Regions from separate parts of the Homo sapiens genome. Here region 2 is linked to region 1. A link is an interaction called in ENCODE POLR2A ChIA-PET data of the cell type or tissue named here. Cell type or tissue: GM12878. All regions are shown on one strand. Each heading gives the region's core, and the rest is flanking DNA. Links, peaks and the distances in the headings are about the cores only.

Region 1 (12,375 bases), core at 4,317-9,316:
TTAGTAAAGATGGGGTTTTGCCACGATGGCCAGGCTGGTCTCGAACTCCTGAGCTCGGGTGGTCCACTGGCCTCAGCCTCCCAAAGTGCTGGGATTATAGGCATGAGCCACCATGCTCAATTCCACTCACGGTTTTTAAAAACTAGCTTACAAAGACATACATAAGGTAATTCACCTCACTATTGCTTATAATAATAATAAGAGAAGAGTGAACCACCACAAATACCCATCAAAAGAGGACAGGTTAATACAATTAATCAATGCCATGTGCTCATTTTCTATGAATGAAGCAGAGCTAAGGGTACTGAAGGGACAGATGCCTCAGAAAGTGATTAGGTGAAAAAATAAAGTCACTGCGTGGTATGTATAATATGGTATCTTTTTAAAAAAATTAGGTCACGCCTGTAATCCCAGCACTTTGGGAGGCCAAGGCGGGTGGATCATGAGGTCAGGAGATCGAGACCATCCTGGCTAACACGGTGAAACCCCATCTCTATTAAAAATGCAAAAAATTAGCCAGGTGTGGTGGCGGGCACCTGTAGTCCCAACTACTCAGGAGGCTGAGGCAGGAGAATGGCGTGAACCTGGGAGGCGGAGCTTGCAGTGAGCCGAGATGCGCCACTGCACTCCAGCCTGGGAGACAGAGTGAGACTCCGTCTCAAAAAAAAAAAAAAGAAAAAAAAAATTAAGTCAGGCACAGTGGCTCACACGTGTAATCCCAGCACTTTGGGAGGCCAAGGTGGGCAGATCCCTTGAGCTCAGGAGTTTGAGACCAGCCTGGCCAACGTGGCGAAACCCCATCTCTACCAAAAATACAAAAATTAGCTGGGCGTTGTGGTGCATGCCTGTAGTCCCAGCTACTTGGGAGGCTGAGGCACAAGAATTGCTTGAACCCAGGAGGTGGAGGTTGGAGTGAGCTGAGATCAGGCCACTGCACTCCAGCCTGGATGATATAGTGAGACTCTGTCTCAAAGAATGAATAAATAAATAAATAAATAATAGTATTTATATATATATTTTTGAGACAGAGTTTCCCTCTTGTCGTCCAGTCTAGAGTGCAATGGCACGATCTCAGTTCACTGCAACCTCCGCCTCCCGGGTTCAAGCGGTTCTCCTTCCTAAGCCTCCCATGTAGCTGGGATTACAGACATACACCACCATGCCCAGCTAATTTTTGTATTTTTAGTAGAGATGGGGTTTCACCATGTTGGCCAGGCTGGGCTTGAACTCCTGACCTCAGGTGATCCGCCTGCCGTGGCCTCCCAAAGTGCTGGGATTACAGGTATGTGCCACCATGCCCGGCCTATTTTTATGTATTTATAGCACCCATATGTTGGAATACATCAAATATACACACACACACACATTTGTGTACATATAAACAAGCATGTGTGTATGCATACATAAATGATTACATCATACACATTAAAAGCCTGAAAAGACTCCAGAATATCAAACTAATGCCAGTGGTTCTCTCTCGGGGGGTGGGGGAGAGATTATAGGAGACTGGCTCCTAAACTGTACATTTCTTTTTTTTTTTTTTTTTTTAAAGACGGGGTCTCACTCTGTCACCCAGGCTGGAGTGCAGTGGTGTGATCTCGGCTCACTGCAAGCTCCGCCTCCCAGGTTCACGCCAGTCTCCTTCCTCAGCCTCCGGAGTAGCTGGGACTACAGGTACCCACCACCATGCCCAGCTAATTTTTGTATTTTTAGTAGAGACGGGGTTTCACCATGTTAGCCAGGATGGTCTTGATCTCCTGACCTCGTGATCCGCCCACCTCGGCCTCCCAAAGTGCTGGGATTACAGGCGTGAGCCACTATGCCCAGCCTAAACTGTACATTTCTATAATATTTGAAAGACTGTTGAACAGATTTATTCACAATTCTTTTTTTTTTTTTTTTTTTTGAGATGGAGTCTTGTTCTGTTACCTAGGCTGGAGTGCAGTGGCACCACCTCGGCTCACTGCAACCTCTGCCTCCTGAGTTCAAGCAATTCTCCTGCCTCAGCCTCCTGAGTAACTGGAATTACAGGCACACCTGGCTAATTTTTGTATTTTTAGTACAAACGGGGTTTCACTATGTTGGCCAGGCTGGTCTTGAACTCTTGACCTTGTGATCCACTTCCACGGCCTCCCAAAGTGCTGGGATTACAGGCGCAAGCAACCACGCCTGGCCTACAATTCTAAAAAATTGTAATAAAAAGGAACCGTTTGCACATGGTGAAATGAACATAACCATTTACCTCCTTCCATTCCCCACGCCGCATTAAATAACAGCAAATGTATTCAAAAAGGTGTAAGCCTAAAAAGACCAAGAGAATAGGAGAAAGGGTGACAGACAAGAGCCGTCAACAAATTTTAGTCAATTTTAGGCAAGAGAGTGGCAGATGAATCACCAGATAAAGGAGAGAACTAAGTGTCTTCTTGTAGGGGGAGAAGGGAGACAAGAAGCACCCAGCTGGTGGCACAGGCCCCAGAAAGGGGTGGAAATGAGACGCATCAGGAGGCGAGGAGCTGTGGACTGAGATGAAAACACAGGACTGTTTGCAAGCCTATGTGTCAGAAGTGGTTAGGCCCCTGGATCCCATTATTCACTCATATTCACTCAAGCAAAGACTCAGGTATATCTCCGGAGAGGCGAGCCAGAGGAGAACTGGACTCCAGAATACTAGGCAAAGCTTGGGAGATGGTCCTAGACCAAAAGTCTACAAACTGAACAATGACACCCACCATCCCTTTCCCTGCTTGCAGCCAAGCTTATAATTAACACCTTCAGCTGGATGCAGTGTCATGTCTATAATCCCAGCACTTTGGGAGGCCAAGGTGGGTGGATCACTTGAGGGCAGTCCGAGACCGGCCTGGCCAACATGGCGAGACCCCCATCTCTACTAAAAATACAAAAATTAGCCAGGCGTGGTGGCGCATGCCTATGGTCTCAGCTACTTGGGAGGCTGAAGCAGGCAACTCGCATGAACCTGAGAGGTGGCGGTTGCAGTGAGCCGAGATCATGCCATTGCACTCCAGCCTGGGTAACAGAGTAAAACTCTGTTTAAAAAAAAAAAAAAAATGTAGGCTGGGCGCGGTGGCTCACGCCTGTAATCCCAGCACTTTGGGAGGTCAAGGTGGGTGGATCACAAGGTCAGGAGTTCAATACCAGCCTGGCCAAGAGGGTGAAACCCCGTCTTTACTAGTAACACAAAAATCAGCCAGGCATGGTGGTGGGCACCTGTGATCTCAGCTACTCAGGAGGCTGAGGCAGAAGAATTGCTTGAACCTGGGAGGTGGAGGTTACAGTGAGTCAATTGCGCCACTGCACTCTAGCCTGGGTGACAGAGTAAGACTCTGTCTCAAAAATAAAATAAAATAAAAATAAATAAATAAATAAAATAAAATAAAATATAAATAAATAACAAATTAAAAAATTAAAAAATTACCACCTTCATCTCAATCCCACCCCCCCACCCCGTGCCAGAAGGAGTTAGAGGGTATCTCTTTTGTCTGGGGAAAACTGATCAACCTAAGGGGAAAGGCCTTCAGAGACACAGACAGCTAGATTCCCTGGTGAAATCTGCCCCAAAAGCCTACAGTGAAGCCTTCAAGTTATAAGTCTTCATGCTTACATATAAAAGCTTCTGGCTGGGTGTGGTGGCTCACACCTGTAATCCCAGCACTTTGGGAGGCCGAGGTAAGGCAGATCACCTGAAGTCAGGAGTTTGAGACCAGCCTGACCAACGTGGTGAAACCCCATCTCTACTAAAAATTCAAAAAGTAGCCAGGCGTGGTGGTGCATGCCTGTAATCCCAGCTACTCTGGAGGCTGAGGCAGGAGAATCACTTGAACCCAGGAGGCAGAGGTTGCAGTGGGCTGAGATTATGCCATTGCACTCTAGCCTAGGCAAGAGTGAGACCCTGTCTCAAAAAAAAAAGGCTTCTAAAATAAGCTTTTTAGGGTCCTGCTCTTAAATATAAACAGACAATAAAGAATCTCTTGACATTTGAGGAAAGGCTCCAACATGACAGAGTGACCAAAAATACAAAGAAAAAAGGATCTTAGAAGAAACACAGTGTAAGCAGATAAAAATCTTAAACCACATTATCCTCAAAAAATTTTGAGCCTCCAGGATACTATTAAAAAGAAAGGAAACATGCAGAGAACAAAAGAAGCTTTTGGAAATTAAAAAGGGAACATGCAGAGAACAAGAACAAGCTCTCGGAAATTAAAAATATGACAGCAGAAATGAAAAACAAACTCAATAGGTGACACAAAAAGTTGGTTGGTCTTATAGACCACAGTAAGGACTCTGGGCTTTTACTTTCAGCAGGAAGCCACTGGAAGTTTGACAGAATGATGTGACTTGATTTACTCAGACTACCTCCTGAGAAGATACTGACTAGGGGCAAGACAGGAAGCAGGAGACCAATGAGGGGCCATTGGAGTCACTCGGGGGAGAGATGCTGATGGCTTGGACTGGGTGGTAGCTACTGGAGGTCTGAAAAGTGGCTGGATTCTGAATGCATTTTGAAGGTTGAAGCAACATGATTTTGGCATATGGCATTTTAAATTGGGGTGTGAAAGAACAAGAGGTGTGAAGGATGACTTCACCATTTCTGACCTGAGCACTTGGAAGGATGGAGTTTCCACTCACTGAGAGGGGGAGGATGACGATTTCAGTTTCGGGCATACTATGGTGTGACACCCAGTGGAGTTGTCACGTACGTAAAAGTCCAGAGTTTCAAGGCAGAGGTCTTGGCTGGGCATACACATCTGAGAATCACTGTGAGATTTAATGAGATTTTGGTTGTGAGGCAGCTAGAGAAGCAGTGCAAAGACTAGGTGTTGGGATATTCAGATGAGGAAGAATCAACAAAGGAGAGTTAGAAGGGGCAGTCAAACAGGTAGGAGAAAAAACACAAGAGGATGGTAACTAGAACCTGGGAGAAGAAAGGTATTCTAGAAGAAGGAAATGATGGACTCTCTAATGCTACCTGGTAGGTCAAGTTAAAGAAAGTTTAGGAATTCATCATTGATTTTAGCAAATGTAGTGACTTTAACAAAAACAGGAGAAATTCATCATTTGAAACACAGTAGAGGCTGCAGCAGTCAGGGACATTTCTGAAGTGAGGATCTTTGATGCCTAGGTGCTACCCAAGCCATATATGAAGCTACCTTAATATGTGAGTTGTGCCATTCACAGCAAAGTAGTTAGAAATCAATCTCATGAAGGCTGCTAGGACTGAATACCCACACCTCCATTTCGACCTGCAGGCGTTGCCCCATGACTCCCACTAAAACCCGTTAAGAAACTGTGTCCTTAAGGACTGAAGAAAAATTATTCTCCAGAGAAAAATAAAATGGAAATTGTACTTAAAAAAAAAAAAAAAAGGTTAAGGCTGGGTGCAGTGGCCCATGCCTGTAATCCCAGCACTTTGGGAGGCTGAGGTGGGTGGATCATCTGAGGTTAGGAGTTCGAGACCAACATGGTGAAACCCCGTCTCTACTAAAAATACAAAAAATAGCCGGCCATGGTGGCGCATGCCTGTGGTCCCAGCTACTTGGCAGGCTGAGGCAGGAGAATTGCTTGAACCCGGGAAGCGAAAGTTGCAGTGAGCCAAGATCGCGTCACTGCACTCCAGCCTGGGCAACAAGAGTGAAACTCGGTCTCAAAAACAAACAAACAAACAAAAAACAAAGCTAAAACATTATCTAAGCACATAAAGGCATTATTCTGTAGTTTGTGGTATGATATTATTCCCGCCTAACACTCCTAAAATTGAGAAATAAATAACTCAGTATGGAAAAAGCCTAAAAACAAAGATCAGGATGCCCAATGTTCCCCCAAGTAACAAAGAACCTACTTGATTTTAACAGATTGATATTTGATATTGATATATAGATATTAGAAAATAACTATCCCTTCACAAATTTCTAAGTCAATGGAAACACAGTATCAGAATTCTAATTCTGGTAGCTGCTTAGAAAACAAATATTCTCACTCTATCATTTTGTAATTTGCAAAACTGAGGCCTACAGGCGTAACTATCCTCAGATCAAACAATTAGCTAGGGCCTGGGTTAGAACCGAAGCTCAGGTCTCCTTAATTCTAGTCCAGTATTCTTTCCTCTACACCCGCCTACCACTGAAGAGCGAAGACATGAAAAACAGCATAATGCGAATGTTTTAAAGCAATGTAGCAGGTTAGCTAGCAGTCACTGGCTAACCCAACACCCACTGCCAAGCCCTTTTTCTCGTAAGTATCCACTACAGAGGCCAGAAAGATTTCTTTCCAAACCTCCTCTGTAGCTAAAGGTGGCCGGTGACAAAGCTCTGGCCAATGAGGCAGAAGCAGAATGCAGTGGGGAACTTCCAGGGAAGTTTTCTTTCCTGATAAAGAGATCAAACTGACGCCACCCTTACCCCCACCTTCCTGTGTAAAGCTAGAATAGTCATCTTGCAACTACGAAGTGTTACCTATGAGGACAAAGGGCCAATGTGCTAAGGATGTTGAACTAGAAAGGTACTAGAAGCCTGAGTCTAAAACGACATCACTGAACAGCTGAAGCAATACCAGTAACTGCCAATCTCCAGGTGGCTTGTTAAAAAAAAAGAAGTAAATCCCCTCATGCCTGTAATCCTAACACTTTGGGAGGCAGAGCAGGGAGGATCGCTTGAGTGCAGGAGTTCAAGACCAGCCTGGAAAACATAGTGAGACCCTGTCTCTAAAGGTAAAAAAAAAGTTAATTTTAAAAAAAAAAACAAAAAACAGAAAAAACAAATCTCAATTTGTTTCAGCCATTGTTAGGCTTTCTCTTAGAGTCAATGTACTTCTAACATACAATCAGCATTTCCCAAGGACTTGGAAGGCATTATTTGAAAAGAGGTTCCCAGTCAAATATGGGTCAAATATAGATAAATAAAATTGAGTAAAAAATAGATTTTAGGGCCGGGCATGGTGGCATATGCCTGTAATCCCAGCATTTTGGGAGGCCAAGGCAGGTGGATCACTTGAGGTCAGGAGTTTGAGACCACTCTGGCCAACAGGGTGAAACCCCGTCTCTACTAAAAACACAAAAAATTAGCAGAGCATGGTGGCGTGCACCTTTAATCCCAGCTACTCAGGAGGCGGAGGCAGGAGAATTGCTTGAGCCCAGAAGGTGGCGGTTGCAGTGAGCCAAGATCGTGCCACCGCACTCCAGCCTGGGCAACAAGAGCAAAACTTCGTCTCAAAAAATAAATAAATAAATAAAACGGATTTTAGGAAAATAGTGGAGGTAGCAACACAGTTTTCAATCTTTGGATCCCCGAGTAGCATCTGAGGAACCTAACAACAGGAGAACCCTAAAATAGCCAATGAGCTGTTGTTGGAAGGTACAGAGGCCCAATTTAAGACCAGCAGCTGAAACTATGAGTTTTATCCTCTCCAGCACGAGGGCTCACATAAGAACTGAAACAGCTAGAGCAGTCCAGCCCCTAGGGAATCTCAAAACTCATCTGCCAGGGTACCCTTCTAGGACAGGGCTTCATATGGAGGAGAAACAGCCACGGGTAGAAAAAAATTTGAGCAGGAGAGGGTCAAAAGAGACAAGGAAAAAGAAAATCCAGACCAAGTGTGGTAAGGGAACAAAACCAGGATACCCCATTAAAAAAGCCACTATATTTTTGAACCCTAAACAAAAACAACAGAAGAAGGAGTTCTATGAAATTAGTAAAACTTAACCGAACCTTGACTCACTCTAAAAGTTCAGTATAATAAGGCAGGTGTGGTGGCTTGTGCCTACAGTCTCAGCTACTTGGGAGGCAGAGGCAGAAGGATTAATTGAGCCCATGAGTTCAAGGCTGCAGTGAGCTATGATCACACCACTGCAGGGCAATACAGCGAGACCTCGTCTCTAAAAAATATATAAAGACATATAAATTTAAAAACTAAAATTCAGGAAAACTAATTTCACATAAAAATAAGCAATAAAATTAGCCGGGCATGGTGGTGCACGTCTGTAATCCCAGCCACTTGGGAGGCTGAGGCAGAGGCAGGAGAGGCAGTAGAATTGCTTGAATCTAGGAGGCAGAGGTTGCAGTGAGCCAAGATCGCGCCACTGCACTCCAGCCTGGGCAACAGAGCGAGACTCTGTCTCAGCAAAAAGAAAAAAAAGAAAAAACAAAAAAAAGGTCAGGCGCGGTGGCTCATGCCTGTAATCCAAACACTTTGGGAGGTTGAGGGCGGGCGGATCACAAGGTCAGGAGTTCGAGACCAGCCTGATCAACATGGTGAAATGCTGTCTCTACTAAAAATACAAAAACTAGCTGGGTGTGGTAGCACGCATCTGTAATCCCAGCTATTTGGGAGGCTTAGGCAGGAGAATCGCTTGAACCCGGAAGGCAGAGGTTACAGTGAGCCGAGATCGCGTCATTGCACTCCAGCCTGGGCAACGGAGCAAGCAACACTATGTCTCAAAAAAAAAAAAAAAAAAGCAATAAAAAAGCATTTGAGGCCGGGCACCGTGGCTCATGCCTGTAATCCCGGCACTTTGGGAGGCTGAGTTGGGCAGATCACCTGAGGTCAGGAGTTCAAGACTAGCCTGGCCAACAAGGTGAAACCCTGTCTCTACTAAAAATAAAAAAGTTAGCTGGGTGTGGTGCCTGTAGTCCCAGCTATGTGGAAGGCTGAGGTAGAAGAATTGCTTGAACTCAGGAGGCGGAGGTTGCACTGAGCTGAGATCATGGCACTGCACTCCAGCCTGGGCAACAGGGTGAGATGCGGTCTCAGGAAAAAAAAAAAAAAGCATTTGAAGTTATATGAGGAAAGAAGATAAGGAGCAGAATAACACATATATAAACACAAGTATGCCAGAAGATTTGTCCACAAAAAAGAAAAAAAAAAACCTTGTTTACAATCTCAAAATGAGATAAAAGATTATAAGAAAATAAATTCCAAGCTTCTGAAAACTAAGACAAGCAATGAATCTTCAAAAGAGCAAAAATTAGACTAACAGCTTAGAAATGGAAGCCATAGGACAGTGATGGAATATCTTTGAGGTGCTGGGAAAAAACCAGCAGCCCAGACTTTCATACCCAGTGAAAATATCCTTCCAAGGTGAAGATGGAATTAGACAAAATATGAGAGAATTTCTCACTAGCAGACCTACCCGAAAGAGAATACCCTGGGACGTTCTGATAGGAGAAGGAAAATTATCACAGATAGAAACCTGGAGATGTGAGAAGAAAGAAAAAAGGCAACAGAAAGGGTAAATATTTGTTGTAATGTTAGGGCAAAAAAAGAAAAACAAATGAAAAAGGAAGGGTAAGTAGGGTAAATATGTGAATAAATCTAAATAAATATTGGCTATATAAAATGAGAATAATAGGCTGGGCACAGTGGCTCAGGCCTGTAATCCCAGCACTTTGGGAGGCCGAGGTGGGTAGATCACCTGAGATCAGGAGTTCAAGACCAGCCTGGCCAACATGGTAAAACCTTGTGCCACTGCACTGCAGCCTGAGCGACAGAGCGAGACTCTGTCTCAAAAAATAAAATAAAATAAAATGAGAGTAATAATGCTTTATAGATTTAAAAATATACACAAAGAGAGGGAGATGGGCAGAGCTAAAGTATTCTAAGGACTCTGTCTTATCTAGGAAGAGGGTAAAGAACCAATTAACATTAGATTCTGGTAAGTTACAAATATACATTTGTATTTGAATGAAAATACACATTCACATTTGTAACTTATCTGGACAGTCAGTAAAGGAAGAGTAAAACAGAATATAACTTCTAAGCTAACAGTGGAGAATAGAATATGCAATAAATTAAACAAAAAAGAGAGAATTCTGACAATAGCAATTTAGATCAATTCTCCCAATGAACAACAAAAAAAGCAGAGCAAAAAAATTTATTTAAGGCACTGAAGAGCTACCAAGGCAGTGAAGGATGACATGCCCAAGATTCAGAAGAAGGTAAAATAGAGGTGAACAATGCCTAGCACTTGCAGCTGGGACAGGCTACAGCTGAAAACAAGGGAGTAACATGATCAGCTCAGCTGCCCTGCTTGCTTTTGGTCGCTGCTTGTTTCTTTTTTTTTTTGTTTCTTTTTCTTTGAAGCTGAAGGCCACACCACTGAACGCTACAACTTTTTTGAGACAGATTCTCTGTTGCTCAGGCTGGAGTACAGTCACATGATCTCGGCTCACTGCAACCTCGGCCTCCCGGGTTCAAACAATTCTCCTGCTTCAGCCTCCCTAGTAGCTGGAATTACAGGCACCTGCCACCATGCCTGGCTAATTTCTTTGTATTTTCAGTAGAGACAAAGTTTCACCATGTTGGCCAGGTTGGTTTCAAACTCCTGACCTCAAGTAATCCGCCTGTCTTGGCCTCCCAAAGTGCTAGGATTACAGGCAGGAGCCACCACGCCCGGCCCGAACACTAAAACTTAACCTTCATTGGCTACTTTGTAGATAACATTCATAGGTCACCATGGCAATGGTCACTTCAGTTATTCTTCAGGAAACCTGGGCTAGCTCCTGTACAGTTCAAACTGATAGAGACCACCAACCCTTCAACTGGGCCTGTGAAGGAGCCCGAGAGGGACTTTTGATGCCTGAGGGCCAAAAACTCCACCCTTGGATCATGTTAACGCCTCTATTTTCTGTACACGTGTCCTATGACATGCCATGAACCCTGACTACACTTGTGTGCAATGAATGTTACTGCATTTTCCCCACTGCCAATCACCTTTCCCCACACCTTAAACCACCCCAATTCCCTAACCCACAAATATCCCTAAGGCTTATCTTTGGGGAGGCCGGTTTGAGACCTGTTCTCCTACCTCCTCGCTCAGTGGCCTTGCAAGTAAGTTTTTTCTCTTTTGCAAAACCTGTGTCACAGTGATTGATTTACCACACATGGGCAGAATGGACCTAGACCTGGCCAGTAACATAGCCACATCAGGAGCTTCACTGTAAACATACAAAAAGGAAGAGATGGAACAGCAGGGCCCCTCATAAAGTATACAAAGAAAAGATTTCAGAAAACACACACAGGCCAAGTTGGCTTGAGAGACATTGAATGAAGGAGTCAGACTGTCAAAAAATGAAACAGGAAAGATTACAGTAAGGGAAAGAAAAGGGGAAGAGGGGAGCAGGAGGGAACCCAAGACATTTCAGTTTTTAAGAAGTGCTTACATTCTCAAAGGCTGCCAATTCTCCTTTGGAAACATACCTCGCACTGGTCCCTTCTCTCCAGCTCCCCTGCCTTCTGTATGGTGTCCCTGACTCCTGTGACTCTCTCTTGCAGTCCACTCTTAGCACTGCAGCTAAAGCAATTATAACCCAAAACCACAGCAATGGGCAGCACTGGTCTATACAAAATGAAGCTATGACAGAGGAATTTGCTCCTCACTAAAATTTCATTTCCTTTGCCAAAGCCAATTTTTTCCCCCAGGTTCTGCACTTGATCAAGCCAATCTGTCAGTCTCACCAGTGCCCTGAAAGAGCTCAATTACTTCTCTTGGGCAAACACTTTTCCCAGAGAGATCTTATCTATCCTGATTTACTTAAGTATGATTCTTTTTTATTCTTATTTTTATTCATTTATTTTTTTTTTGAGATGGAGTTTCACTCTGTTGCCCAGCCTGGAGTGCAATGGCGCGATCTCGGCTCACCACCACCTATGCCTCCAGGGTTCAAGTGGTTCTCCTGCCTCAGCCTCCCGAGTAGCTGGGATTATAGGCATATGCCACCATGCTCAGCTAATTTTTTTTTTTTTTTTTTGAGAGGGACTTTCGCTCTTGTTGCCGAGGCTGGAGTGCAACTGTGCAATCTTGGCTCATCGCAACCTCCGCCTCCAGGGTTCAAGCAATTCTCCTGCCTCAGCCTCCCAAGTAGCTGGGATTACAGGCATGCGCCACCACGTCCGGCTAATTTTGTATTTTTAGTAGAGACGGGGTTTCTCCATGTTGGTCAGGCTGGTCTCAAACTCCCGATGTCAGGTGACCCGCCCACCTTGGCCTCCCAAAGTGCTGGGATTACAGGCATGAGCCACCATGCCTGGCTGCTCGGCTAATTTTTGTAGAGACGGGGTTTCACCAGGTTGGCCAGGCTGGTCTCGAACTCCTAACCTCAGATGATTCACCCGCCTCGGCCTCCCAAAGTGCTGGGTTTACAGGCGTGAGCCACGGCGCCCTGCCTGATTCTTTCATTTGGTCACTTGCTTGTTATTTTTTTTTCTTTCTTTTTCTTTGAAGCTGAAGGCCACAGTAGCTAGCTAAAGGCCACACCACTGAACACTAAAACTTAACCTTTACTGGCTACTTTGTAGATAACATTCACAGCTCACCATGAATGCAGCTGCAGTCAACTAACAGATATGAAGTTACCACTGTATTACATG
Region 2 (12,375 bases), core at 4,749-9,748, 130 kb after region 1:
AAATAAATAAATAAATAAATAATTAGCTGGCCATGGTAGTGGACACCTGTAATCCCAGCTACTCAGGAGGCTGAGGCACGAGAATCACTTGAACCAGGGAGGCAGAGGTTGCAGTGAGCCGAGATCATGCCACTGCACTCCAGCCAGCCTGGGCAACAGAGCGCCATCTCAGAAAAAAAAAAATATTCTGCTTCCATCAACTTTCTAGTTCCTCATTTTTTAAAATTCTCTTTTTTGAAGAGACAGGGTCTCGCTTTGTCACTCAGGCTGGAGTGCAGTCGCATGATCATAGCTCATTATAACCTCCACCTCCTGGGCTCAACTGATCATCCTGCCTCAGTCTCCTTGAATATCCGGGACTACACATGTGTGCCATGTCACATGGCTATTTTTTTCTTTTTTTTAATTTTTATTTTTGTAGAGACAGGGTCTTGCAATGTTGCCCAGGTTGGTCTCGAACTCCTGGCCTCAAGTGATCCTCCTGCCTCAGCCTCCCAAAGTGCTGGGATTACAGGTATGAGCCATTGCACCTGACCCTGACCCCTCATTCTTTTTTTGAGATGCAGTAGAGACAGCATTTCACCATGTTGTTCAGGCTGGTCTTGAACTCCTGACCTCATGATCTGCCCACCTCGGCCTCCCAAAGTGTTGGGATTACAGGCGTGAGCCACCATGCCCAGCCTCAGTGGTAGACTTTTTTTTTTTTTTTGAGATGGAGTTTCACTCTTGTTGCCCAGGCTGGAGTGCATTGGTGCGACCTCAGCTCACAACCTCTGCCTCCTGGGTTCAAGCAATTCTCCTGACTCAGCCTCCCAAGTAGCTGGGATTACAGGCATGGACCACCACTCCTAGCTAATTTTGCATTTTTAATAGAGACAGGGTTTCTCCATGTTAGTCAGGCTGGTCTCAAACTTTCAACCTCAGGTGATCCGCTCGCCTCAGCCTCCTAAAGTGCTGGGATTACATGCATGTACCACCATGCCCAGCCTGATTTTATTTTATTTATTTTATTTTTTTGAGATGGAGTCTTGCTCTGTCATGCAGGCTGGAGTGCAATGGCGTGATCTCGGCTCACTGCAACCTCCGCCTCCTGGGTTCAAGCTATTCTCCTGCCTCAGCCTCCCAAGTAGCTGGGACTACAGGCATGCATCACCATGCCCAGCTACTTTTTGTATTTTTAGTACAGACAGGGTTTCACCATGATAGCCAGACTGGTCTCAAACTCCTGATCTCAAGTGATCCACCCCCCTCAGCCTCCCAGAGTGCTGCAATTACAGGCATGAGCCACCAAGCAGCCATGATTTTATTTTTATTATTATTATTTTTTGACACAGAGTCTTGCTCTGTCGCCAGGCTGGAGTGCAGTGGTGCAATCTCGGCTCACTGCAACCTCTGCCTCCCAGGTTTAAGCGATTCTCCTGCCTCAGCCTCCCGAGCAGCTTGGGACTACAGGCGCGCACCACCACACCCAGCTAATTTTTGTATTTTTAGCAGAGACGGGGTTTCACCACCTTGGCCAGGTTGGTCTCGATCTCCTGACCTGGTGATCCACCCGCCTCGGCCTCCCAAAGTGCTGGAATTACAGGTGTGAGCCACCATGCCCGGCCTTATTATTATTATTATTTTTTTTTTTGAGACAGGGTGTCTGTGTGCTGCCCAGGCTGCAGTGCAGTGGCATGATCATGGCTCACTGCAGATTGACCTCCTGGGCTCAAGAGAACCTCCTACCTCAGCCTCCCGAACAGCTGGGACTACAGAAGCATACCACCACATCCAGCTATTTTTTTTTTTTTTTTTGAGACAGAATCTTGCTGTCACCAGGGTGGAGTGCAATGGTGCAATTTCCGCTCACTACAACCTCTGCCGCCTGGATTCAAGCGATTCTCCTGCCTCAGCCTTCTGAGTAGCTGGGACTATAGGCACACGCCACCATGCCCAGCTAATTTTTATATTTTTAATAGACACGCGGTTTCACCATGTTGGCCAGGATGGTCTCGATCTCTTCATCTTGTGATGCACCTGCTTCAGCCTCCCAAAGTGCTGGAATTACAGACTATGGAATTACAGGTACCTGCCACCATGCCTGGCTAATTTTTGTATTTTTAGTAGAGATGGGGTTTCACCACGTTGGCCAGGCTGGTCTTGAACTCCTGACCTCAGGTGATCCACCCACCTTGGCCTCCCAAAGTGCTGGAATTACAGACTGTGAGCCACCACACCCGGACGGCCAGTGATATCTTAAGCCCAGTGACTGAAGTGATAGAAAAGGAGGTCAGAGAGGCAGCCAGGGGCCAGGTCATTTACCGTAGCTTGTAAGCTATGTTAAGACTTTGGGTCTCATCCCAAATAATATGGGAAAACATCAGAAGGTATAGCCAACAAATGACATGATCTGACTTCTTTTTTTTGTTTGCTTTCTTGAGACAGAGTCTCACTCTGTCACGCAGGCTGGAATGCAGTGGTGTCATCTCACCTGACTACAACCTCCGCCTCCCAGGTTCAAGTGATCCTCCCATCTCAGCCTCCCAAGTAGCTAATTTTTGTATTTTTAGTAGAGATCGGGTTTTGCCGTGTTAGCCAGGATAGTCTGGAACTCCTGGCCTCAAGTGATCTGCCTGCCTCTGTGCTGGGATTACAGTCATGAGCCATCGTGCCTGGACTGATCTGACTTCTTATACACAATCATACTAGCTGTAGTGAGAAGATACTACAGAGCAGTAGGATAGCAGCAAGAAGGCCAGTTATGGGGCTATAATGTTAGAGACAAGGCATAATGAAGGAAGTGACAATATAGGTGAAGAGTTTGCAGTCACTACGAATCAAAGGGGAAAAAAAAAGAAGGTGTTGGGGAAAGTGACCCATTATACAGAGAAAATTAAAATTGGATACCCTTCTAATATCAGATATAAGAGTAGTCTCTAGGTAAATAAAGGACCTAAAAGTATAGAAAAAACAGGAGACTATATCTAAGACCTAAGGAAAGATAAGGACTTCTTAAATAAAACTTTAAAAGCACAAACCATAAGAAAAAATAAAGAGTAGGCCAGGTGCTCACACCTGTAATCTCAGCACTTTGGGAGGCCGAGGCAGGCGGATCACTTGAGGTGAGGAGTTCTAGACAAGCCTGGCCAACATGGTGAAACCCCGTTTCTACTAAAAATACAAAAAAATTAGCCAGGCGTGGTGGCACACACCTGTGGTCCCAGCTACAAATAAAGTGTAGATTCTAACAAAATTAAGGATTTTTATTCAACAAATACCACCTTGGACAAAATTAACGGGAGAAGATATTTATAATGTCTAAAGATGACAAGGAATTAATATCGAGAGCAGTGGTATCCAATAAAAGTTTCTGTAATAATGAAAATATTCTGCATCTGTACTGTGCAATACAGTAGTTACTAGTCAAGTGTAGCTAATAAACACATAAAATGTGGTTTACATAATTGAGGAACTAAATTTTAAATTTTATTCAATTGTAATTAAATGTTAGTCACATGTAACTAGTAGATATCATATTAGACATAGAATTTAAGAGAAATACTTGAAAAACAGTAAGACAACAATCACTGCCTAGGCAATATATCGAGATTCTACCCCTAAAAAAGTAAAAATCAATCAGCCTGCCATGGTCGTACATGCCAGCAGTCCCAGCTACTCGGGAAGCTGAGAAGAGAGAGACTCTCGAGCCCGGGGTTTTCGAGACCACCCTGAACAACATAGTGAGACTGTCTCTCAAAAAGTAAAAAATTAGCGGGTATGATGGTACATGCCTGTAGTCCTTAGCTACTCAAGAGGCTAAGAAGGAAGGATCACCTGATCCCAGGAAATTGAGGCTGCAGTGAGCTGTGATCATGCCACTGTACTCCAGCCTGGGCAAGAGAGCAAGATCCTATCTCTAAAAAAAAAAAAAAAAGAAAATGTGCCATGAACTGAGAAGCATGATTAACTCAACCTTTTGGTAGAGTTTCCTCCTTAGCATAGTAGCCAGCATGTCAGTCACATAAGTTTTTCACTTAAGGATGAAAAAGGGGGAAAAAAAGAGTGGCTGGCCTCTAGATATATTTCAAAGGTAAAACCAGCTGGATATAACAACACAGTAGATGTGCGGGATGAAAGGGAAAAAAAGATTTGACCTAAAAGTTCTGAAGGATAAATTTGCCTTTACTGAGATAGAAAAGACTAAGGGAAGAGCAAGTTGAGGATGGGAGATCAAGAATTTTTTTGTTTTTTAATTTTTAAATTTACTTTCATTTTTTAATAGAGATGAGGTATCACTATGTTGCCCAGGCTGGTCTCAAACTCCTGAGCTCAAGTGATCCTCCCGCCTCAGCTAAGATCAAGAATGTAATCTTACACGTTAACTTTGAGACACCTAATTAGACATCCAAGCAGAGATATGTTGGCAGCTGGTATGCACTTCATCAGAGGGCAAATTACTGCCACACATTTCATAATCATTAGAATATAGATCCAGACATTTAAAACCAAAGAACTAGATGAAATAACTCTCATTTGGCATAGACAGAGCAGAGACAGAGAAAAAAAGAATCTCCAAGATTAGGTGTTGGGGCAATCCACATTTAAAGAGTCTGATGATGGGGCAGATCAAGCAAAGGAGACCAGGAAGGGGCACTGGTGTCAGAGATCAGGTAAAGCAAATACTCCAAGGATGGAGTGATCAACTGTGTTATTCTCTTTAGAAAGATGTGGACAATAAATTGGCCATCAGGTTTGACAACAGGGAAGTCATATGTGTTCTTGTTAAGAATAGACAGGTGTCGGGAGGGCCCGGTGGCTCACCCCTGTAATCCTAGCACTTTGGGAGGCCAAGGTGGGTGGATCACCTGAGGTCAGGAGTTCAAGACCAGCCTGGACAACGTGGTGAAACCCCATCTCTACTAAAAATACAAAACTTAGCCAGGCGTGGTGGCAGGTGCCTGTAATCCCAGCTACTCAGGAGGCTGAGGCAGGATAATGACTTGAAACCGGGAGGCAGATATTGCATGAGCCAAGATCGCACCATTGCACTCCAGCCTGGGCAACAGAGTGGGACTCCATCTCAAAAAAAAAAAAAAAAAAAAAAACCCACAATAGGTAGGAGTCTAAGAGAAAATAATGCATCCATGAAACAAGAATAAGATGCTAAAAAAAGGAAAAATCAGAAGACAGAAACAAAGTCTTAGAAATTAAAAATAATACTAGAGCAGAAATACACTCAATAGCAGGATTAGAAGACAATGCTGAGAAAATCACATAAAGAAAAAATTAAGAGACAAAAGATAATTTTAAAAAATTAAAAGGGCCAAGTGCAGCAGCTCACACCTGTAATCCCAACACTTTGGGAGGTCAAGGCAGGAGGATCACTGAGCCCAGGGGCTCAAGACCAGCCTGGGCAACAGAGCAAGACCCCTACAAAAAAATTTTAAAAATTAGCCCACACGGTGTTGCGTGCCTGTAGTCCTAGCTACTCAGAAAGCTGACATGGGAAGATTGCTTGAGCCTATGAGTTCATGGTTACGGTGAGCTACGTACAATCAGGCCGCTGCACTCCAGCCTGGGTGACAGAGTGAGACTCTATCTTTATAAAAAAAGAAAATTAAGAAAATTATAAACCCAGAAGTCCAGCATTCTATTAGCAGTCCTTCCATAAATAAGGAACTCAGAAATAGAGGCAATTATCAAAGAAAACAGGAAAATCTTCCATAAAATGAAAGATATGAGTCATCATGCTGAAAGAGTCTACCACACCAGGAAAGGGAGATGGAAATTAAAAATAAAAATAAAAAAAAGGCAACCCAGGCAACATGGCAAAACCCTGTCTCTACTAAAAATACAAAAAAATTAGCCGGGTATGGTGGCACGCACCTGTAGTCCCTGCTACTCGGGAGACTGAGGTGGATAACCTGAGTCCAGGGAGTCGAGGCTCCAGTGAGCCGAGATCCCACCACTGCACTCCAGGCTAGGTGATGGGAGTGTTTCAAAAAAAAAGAAAAAAAAAGGCTCCACCAAATATCCAGCAAAATAAATCAAAGAAAAGAAAGAGAGGGCCAGGCACGGTGGTTCACACCTGCAATCTCAGCACTTTGGGAGGCCGAGGCGGGCGGATCACGAGGTCAGGAGATCGAGACCATCCTGGCTAACACGATGAAACCCCATCTTTACTAAAAATACAAAAAATAGCCGTGCATGGTGGCGGGCGCCTGTAGTCCCAGCTACTCAGGAGGCTGAGGCAGGAGAATGGCATGAGCCCGGGAGGCGGAGCTTGCAGTGTGCCAAGATGGCACCACAGCATTCTAGCCTGGGCGACAGAGCGAGACTCCATCTCAAAAAAAAAAAAAAAAGAAAGAAAGAAAATAAAACAAAGAAAAAGGAAAAGCCCAAACCAAGAATTAGTTTGCTGAAGTAGCTTTTTTTTTTCTAACACAGAGGCTCACTCTGTTGGCACGATCTCAGCTCACTGCAAGCTCCACCTCCCGGGTTCACGCCATTCTCCTGCCTCAGCCTCCCAAGTAGCTGGGACTACAGGCGCCCACCACCACTCCCGGTTAATTTTTTTTTGTATTTTTAGTAGAGGCAGGGTTTCACTGTGTTAGCCAGGATTGTCTCGATCTCCTGACCTCGTGATTTGCCCGTCTCGGCCTCCCAAAATGCTGGGATTACAGGCGTGAGCCACAGTGCCCGGCCTGAAGTAGCTTTTAAGATCTTCCAGTGAGGGAAAAAAGTTGGTTTTTTATCAAAAAACAAAAAAAAGTTCTAACTATTGGACTCAACAGCAATAGTAGATGCTAGAAGATAGCGTTCTTCAAATTTCTGAGGGAAAATGACTTCTAATTTATAATTCTATAAATAGCCAAATTAATGACTCCAGTACAAGGGTAAAATAAAAATAACCTTCAAACATGAAAGGACAGCACTCTGGGAGACTGAGGCAGGCAGATCACTTGAGCTTCAGCCTGGGTAACATGGTGAAACTCCGTCTCTACCAAAAAAAAAAAAATTAGCCAGGCATAGTGACACACCCCTGTAGTCCCTGCTACCTGGGAGGCTGAGGTGGGAGGATCCCTTGAACCCGGGAGGCAGAGGTTGCAGTGAGCCAAGATTCTCCCACTGCACTCCAGCCTGGATGACAGAGTGAGCCACTGTCCCAAAAAAAAAAAAAAAAAGAAAAGACAGAAAAATTTAACTGTATCATTCATCTTCTCTGGGGAAGTTATTAAAGAATGTGCTTCAGCAAAACATCCCAAAAAAGTAGACACTGCCTCTAGGAAACAGAAGATCCCACACAAGAGCAGAAAATCTCAAGACGACAGCCATATAAAATGTCTAAAGCTGCATTGTCCAATACAGACTCCACTAGCTCCTTAATTGTACTAGGCACATTTCAAGAGCTCTATACCCATACATGCCTAGGAGCTACAATGTTGGACAGCAGAGATTCAGAACATTGCTAACGTTGCAGCTGAGGTCCCTTCAAGCTTCAACTTAAATGAGAAGTCAGGTGAAACTATGCCCTTCACTGTGGTATAATCTCCAAGCCAAGTAGTCCCTGACTAAAAGAATAGTACCAGAGAAGGGAATGATATCCCAGGATGGTGGCACTTAAACCACTCACCTGCAATGACTTGACGACCTCTACCTTTCCCATCCTTGGCACCTTCAATGATACCTGGGAGATCCAGGAGCTGCAAGATTAAGAATGGGGGAAGAGGATGAAAGAAAAAACTGGTTATAAATTTGAAAATATCAAACAGAATTAATTTATTTCTCAAGTACCTATAATTTATCAGACCCAAATCCAATCTTCCTTATAAGCGAGTGTGTGAATATTACTTTTAATAAGCACCTACTAAATGTCAGCTACAGGCTTTTTTTTTTTTGGAGATGGAGTTTCATGCTTTTTGCCCAGGCTGGAGTACAACGGCACAATCTCAGCTCACTGCAACCTCTGCCTCTCGGGTTCAAGGGATTCTCCTGCCTCAGCCTCTCAAGTAGCTGGGATTACAGATACCTGCCACCACGCTGGCAAACTTTTTTGTATTTTTAGTACAGACGGGGATTTCACCATGTTGGCCAGGCTGGTCTCAAACTCCTGACCTCAGGGATCCACCGGCATCAGCCTCCCAAAGTGCTGGAATTACAGGCGTGAGCCACCACGCCCAGCCTATAGGCGTTTTTTGTTTGTCTGTTAGTTTTGGGAGATGCCAGCCTATAGGCGTTTTTTGTTTGTTTGTTTGTTTTGGGAGAGGAGTCTCACTCTGCCGCCCAAGCTGGAGTGCAGTGGTGCCACCTCTGCTCACTGAAACCTCCACCTCCCGGGTTCAAGCGATTCTTCTGCCTCAAATTCCCGAGTAGCTGGGACTACAGGTGCACGCCACCACGCCCAGCTAATTTTTGTATTTTTAGTAGGGACGGGGTTTCACCATATTGGCCAGGCTGGTCTCAAACTCCTGAACTCGAGATCTGCCCGCCTCGACCTCCCAAAGTGCTGGGATTACAGGCATGAGCCACTGCACCTAGGCCGGGCTTTTTATGTACCTTACCTCCTTGAAAATGCCTAACAACCCTGTGAGATAAGGATACTAGCTGAAGTTCACAGCAGGTAAGTGACTTGTCCAAAGTCATAGTCCTAATAGGTTATAACCCATGTTTTCTAGCCAAAATCCATTATTCTACATTATTTTTTGTTTGTTTGTTTTTAAAAGACGGAGTCTCACTCTGCCACCCAGGCTGGAATGCAGTGGCGTGATCTCGGCTCACTGCAACCTCTGCCTCCCAGGTTCTAGCAATTATCCTGTCTCAGCCTCCAGAGTAGCTGGGACTACAGGGCATATGCCACCATATCTGACTAATTTTTTGTATTTTAGTAGAGTCAGGGTTTCGACGTGTTGCCCAGGCTGGTCTCGAACTCCTGAGCTCAGGCAATCCACCCACCTCAGCCTCCCAAAGTACTAGGATTACAGGAGTGAGCCACCATGCCCAGCCAATTCTACATTAATATTTTTCAGTGTTCCCCCACTTTTCAGAAGGCTGAGCCTCCATATAAATTCCTTACAGCAGGTATCAGCTGAATCTTGATATTTACATATGATACATATTGCAATTTCTGCAAATCCCCAACTCACAAAAATTTTTGTAGCCGTTCTTAAGCAGGCACAACCGAATCACCTGGAAAAACTTTTAAAATGTAGAGAGCTGAAACCCATCCCTGCAGATTCTGATTTGAAGGGCCAACAGATAGGGATCTGTACTTCAAAAGGCTTTACAAGTGACTCTGATGTATGTCCCCAGTAAAAAATGACTGCTCAGGCTGGGCCCAGTAACTCACACCTATAATTCCACAGCACTTTCCCAGAGGCCGAAGCAGGCAGATTGCTTGAGCTCAGGAGTTCGAGACCATCCTAGCCAACATGGTGAAACCCCGTCTGTACAAAAAATACAAAAATTAGCCGGGTATGGTGGCACACACCTGTAATCCCAGCTACTCTGGAGGCTGAGGCACAAGAATGGCTTGAACCCGACAGTCGAAGGTTGCAGTGAGCCGAGATTATGCCAGCCTGGGCGACAGAGTAAGACTCCATCTCAAAAAATAATAAAAATAAATAAATAAATTTTAAAAGATTTTAAAAAGATAAAAATGACTGCTCAACTGCCCAGGAAATGCAGTAAGGTAAAACTTCACAGAACTCAGTGTACCTAATGATGTGATTGAAAAACCAACCCCACAGCACATGTGATTCAAATTTACATCTCAGCAAAATTATAAACTATTAATTTGACTGCCCTTAAGAATCAGTCAAAACAGTTAAAACAAATATAAAATCTAAAAATACCAAGGGTCTACTGTATGGCAAATACTGAATTATACACATAAATGAACTGAAAACAGATGCAGCTTATTAAAACATCACTTAAAATATCTTTTTTTTTTTTTTTTTTTTTTTGAGAATGAGTCTCGCTCTATCGCCCAGGCTGAAGTGCAGTGGTGCAATCTTGGTTCATTGCAATGTCCGCCTCCCAGGTTCAAGCGATTCTCGCACCTCAGCCTCCTGAGCAGCTGGGATTACAGGTGCTCGCCACCATGCCCCACCAATTTTTTTTATGTATTTTTAGTAGAGACAAGTTTTCACCATGTTGGCCAGGCTGGTCTCGAACTCCTGACCTCAAGTGATCTGCTCGCGTCAGTCTCCCAAAGTGCTGGGATTATAGGCATGAGACACAGTGTCTGGCCTTGCTTTTTCATAGGGATTCTCAGCTGGGCATGGTGGCTCAAGCCTGTAATCCCAGTACTTTGGGAGGCCAAGGTGAGCGGATCATCTGAGGTCAGGAGATCAAGACCAGCTTGGCCAACATGGTGAAACCCTGTCTCTACTAAAAATACACAAAAAAATTAGTGGGGCGTAGTGGCGGGCACCTGTAATCCCAGCTCCCTCAGGAGGCTGAGGCAGGAGAATTGCTTGAACCCAGGAGGCAGAGGTTGCAGTGAGCTGAGATCACACCACTGCACTCCAGCCTGGGCAATGAAGCAAGACTCTATCTCAAAAAAAAAAAAAAAAAAAAAAGAAGGAAAAAAAGGGGAGTCTCGCTCCATCACCCAGGCTGGAGTGCGGTGGTGTGATCTCGGCTCACTGCAACCTCTGCCTCTCAGGTTCAAGTAATTCTCCTGCCTCAGCCTCCCGAGTAGCTGGGATTACAGGTGCCCGCCACCATGCCCCACTAATTTTTTTTGTGTATTTTTAGTAGAGACAGGGTTTCACCACATTGGCCAAGCTGGTCTCGATCTCCTGACCTCAGGTGATCCGCTCACCTCGGCCTCCCAAAGTGCTGGGATTATAGGCTTGAACCACCACGCCTGACCAAAACATAATTTAAATCAGATATGCTTTGCTCTAAGAATATAAGAAATTACAGAAATATACTTTGCATTAAATAAACTGCAATGAAAACTGATTTAGCAGGTGCGAGACAGTTCAACTTCTCCATTCAAGAACGTACTCAAAAAAAAAAAAAAGAAAAATGAAAATAAAAAATAAAAATAAAACAAACAAAAGAACATACTCAGGCCCAGGACAGTGGCTCATGCCTATAACCCCAGCACCTCAGGAGGCTGAGGCAGGTAGACTGCTTGTGTGCAGGAGTTCAAGACCAGCCTGGACAACATATTGAGACTCTGTCTCTACAAAAAAATAAAAAATTAGTCAGGCATGGTAGTGCATGCCTATAGTCCCAGCTACTTGGAAGGCTACGGTGGGAGGATCACTTGAACCCAGGAGGTCGAGGCTGCAGTGAGCCATGATCGTACCCGTGCCACTGCATTCAGCCTGGGTGACAGAGCGAGGGAGAATTACCATGAGGCAAAAGTACAATAATAACTGTTACAGACAAGACCCACAGATGGATGCGAAAATGAGCAGGCAAAAGTTTGAGGAAAAACAGGATTTGCATCTTCTTGAAGTATCTCCCCTAAAATATATATTAACTGTCCAAAAAAAGGTAACTTTAGAGAAACCCTACAGACACAACCATAACCAATTGATGGAGGACAATATCACCAATAAGACATACTGACAATATGAATCCCATGGTAGGAGGCACTGAGAAAGACAGTATCATTTCTGTGGTATTCTTGCCAAAAATACCTAATAAGTCTAACCAAGAGAAAACATCACACAAACCCAAATTGAGGAACATTATACAAAATAACTGATCATTACTCTTTGAGAGTGACAAGGTCACAAAAGATAAGACAGAGACTACTGCAGATGGCAAACAAATAGACAGAAATAGCTAAATGCATCATGGGATGATCCTAGATAAAAATTTTAGAAGAGAAAAAGGACACTGGTGGAAAAAACAGGTAAAAATTAAAATAAGATCTATAGTTTAGTGAATACTGTTGCAGAAATGTTCATCTATCTCTGATAATTTTTCTATGGTTATGTAAGATGTTAACAACAGGAGAAGCAGGCAAGTGATACGAGAACTCTTTGTACTATGTTTGCAACTTTTTTTTTTTTTTTCCGGGACAGGGTCTCATTCTGTCGCCCAGGCTGGAGTGCAGTAACACGATCTCGGCTCACTGCAACATCTGCCTCCCAGGTTCAAGCAATTCTCCTGCCTCAACCTCCCTAGGAGCTGGTATTAAAGATGCCTGGCTAATTTTTTATTTTTAGTAGAGACAGGGTTTCAACATGTTGGCCAAGCTCAAAAAGTTTATACAAAATGAGAGAAAAAAAGACCACGAGAGAGAATTAAAAGCTCACCAACATGAATGCAAAATTATGCAGAATGAAAGAAGCCTATGGAAAAGAAAGTGCATTTATATTTATATGTGGTTTTTGTTTATGTAAAGTTCTTAACATGTAAACTAATCTA

What was found. Peaks named below come from ENCODE experiments on the same cell type or tissue, not always from the same donor. Only the 100,000 strongest peaks of a DNase experiment are listed, where the experiment ranks them.
Region 2: POLR2A ChIA-PET joins it to region 1 with 5 read pairs; 3 of 35 experiments call an interaction of 5 or more read pairs at or near these places.

The regions. Positions count from the first base shown.
Region 1 is chr22:31,531,275-31,543,649 of GRCh38, reverse strand. The region is part of intron 4 of SFI1 (SFI1 centrin binding protein); the gene reads right to left. It also overlaps the pseudogene RPS26P59. Among named protein-coding and RNA genes, the nearest start is that of SFI1, 41 kb to the right of the region's middle. In GM12878, for the core only: no CTCF peak of the experiment used is centred there; DNase peaks (open chromatin) are centred at 4,649 and 6,439; H3K27ac peaks cover 3,333 bases.
Region 2 is chr22:31,406,322-31,418,696 of GRCh38, reverse strand. It overlaps DRG1 (developmentally regulated GTP binding protein 1), which reads right to left. Exons shown (of 9, transcript NM_004147.4): 4 at 7,616-7,685. Among named protein-coding and RNA genes, the nearest start is that of DRG1, 13 kb to the right of the region's middle. In GM12878, for the core only: no CTCF peak of the experiment used is centred there; no DNase peak of the experiment used is centred there.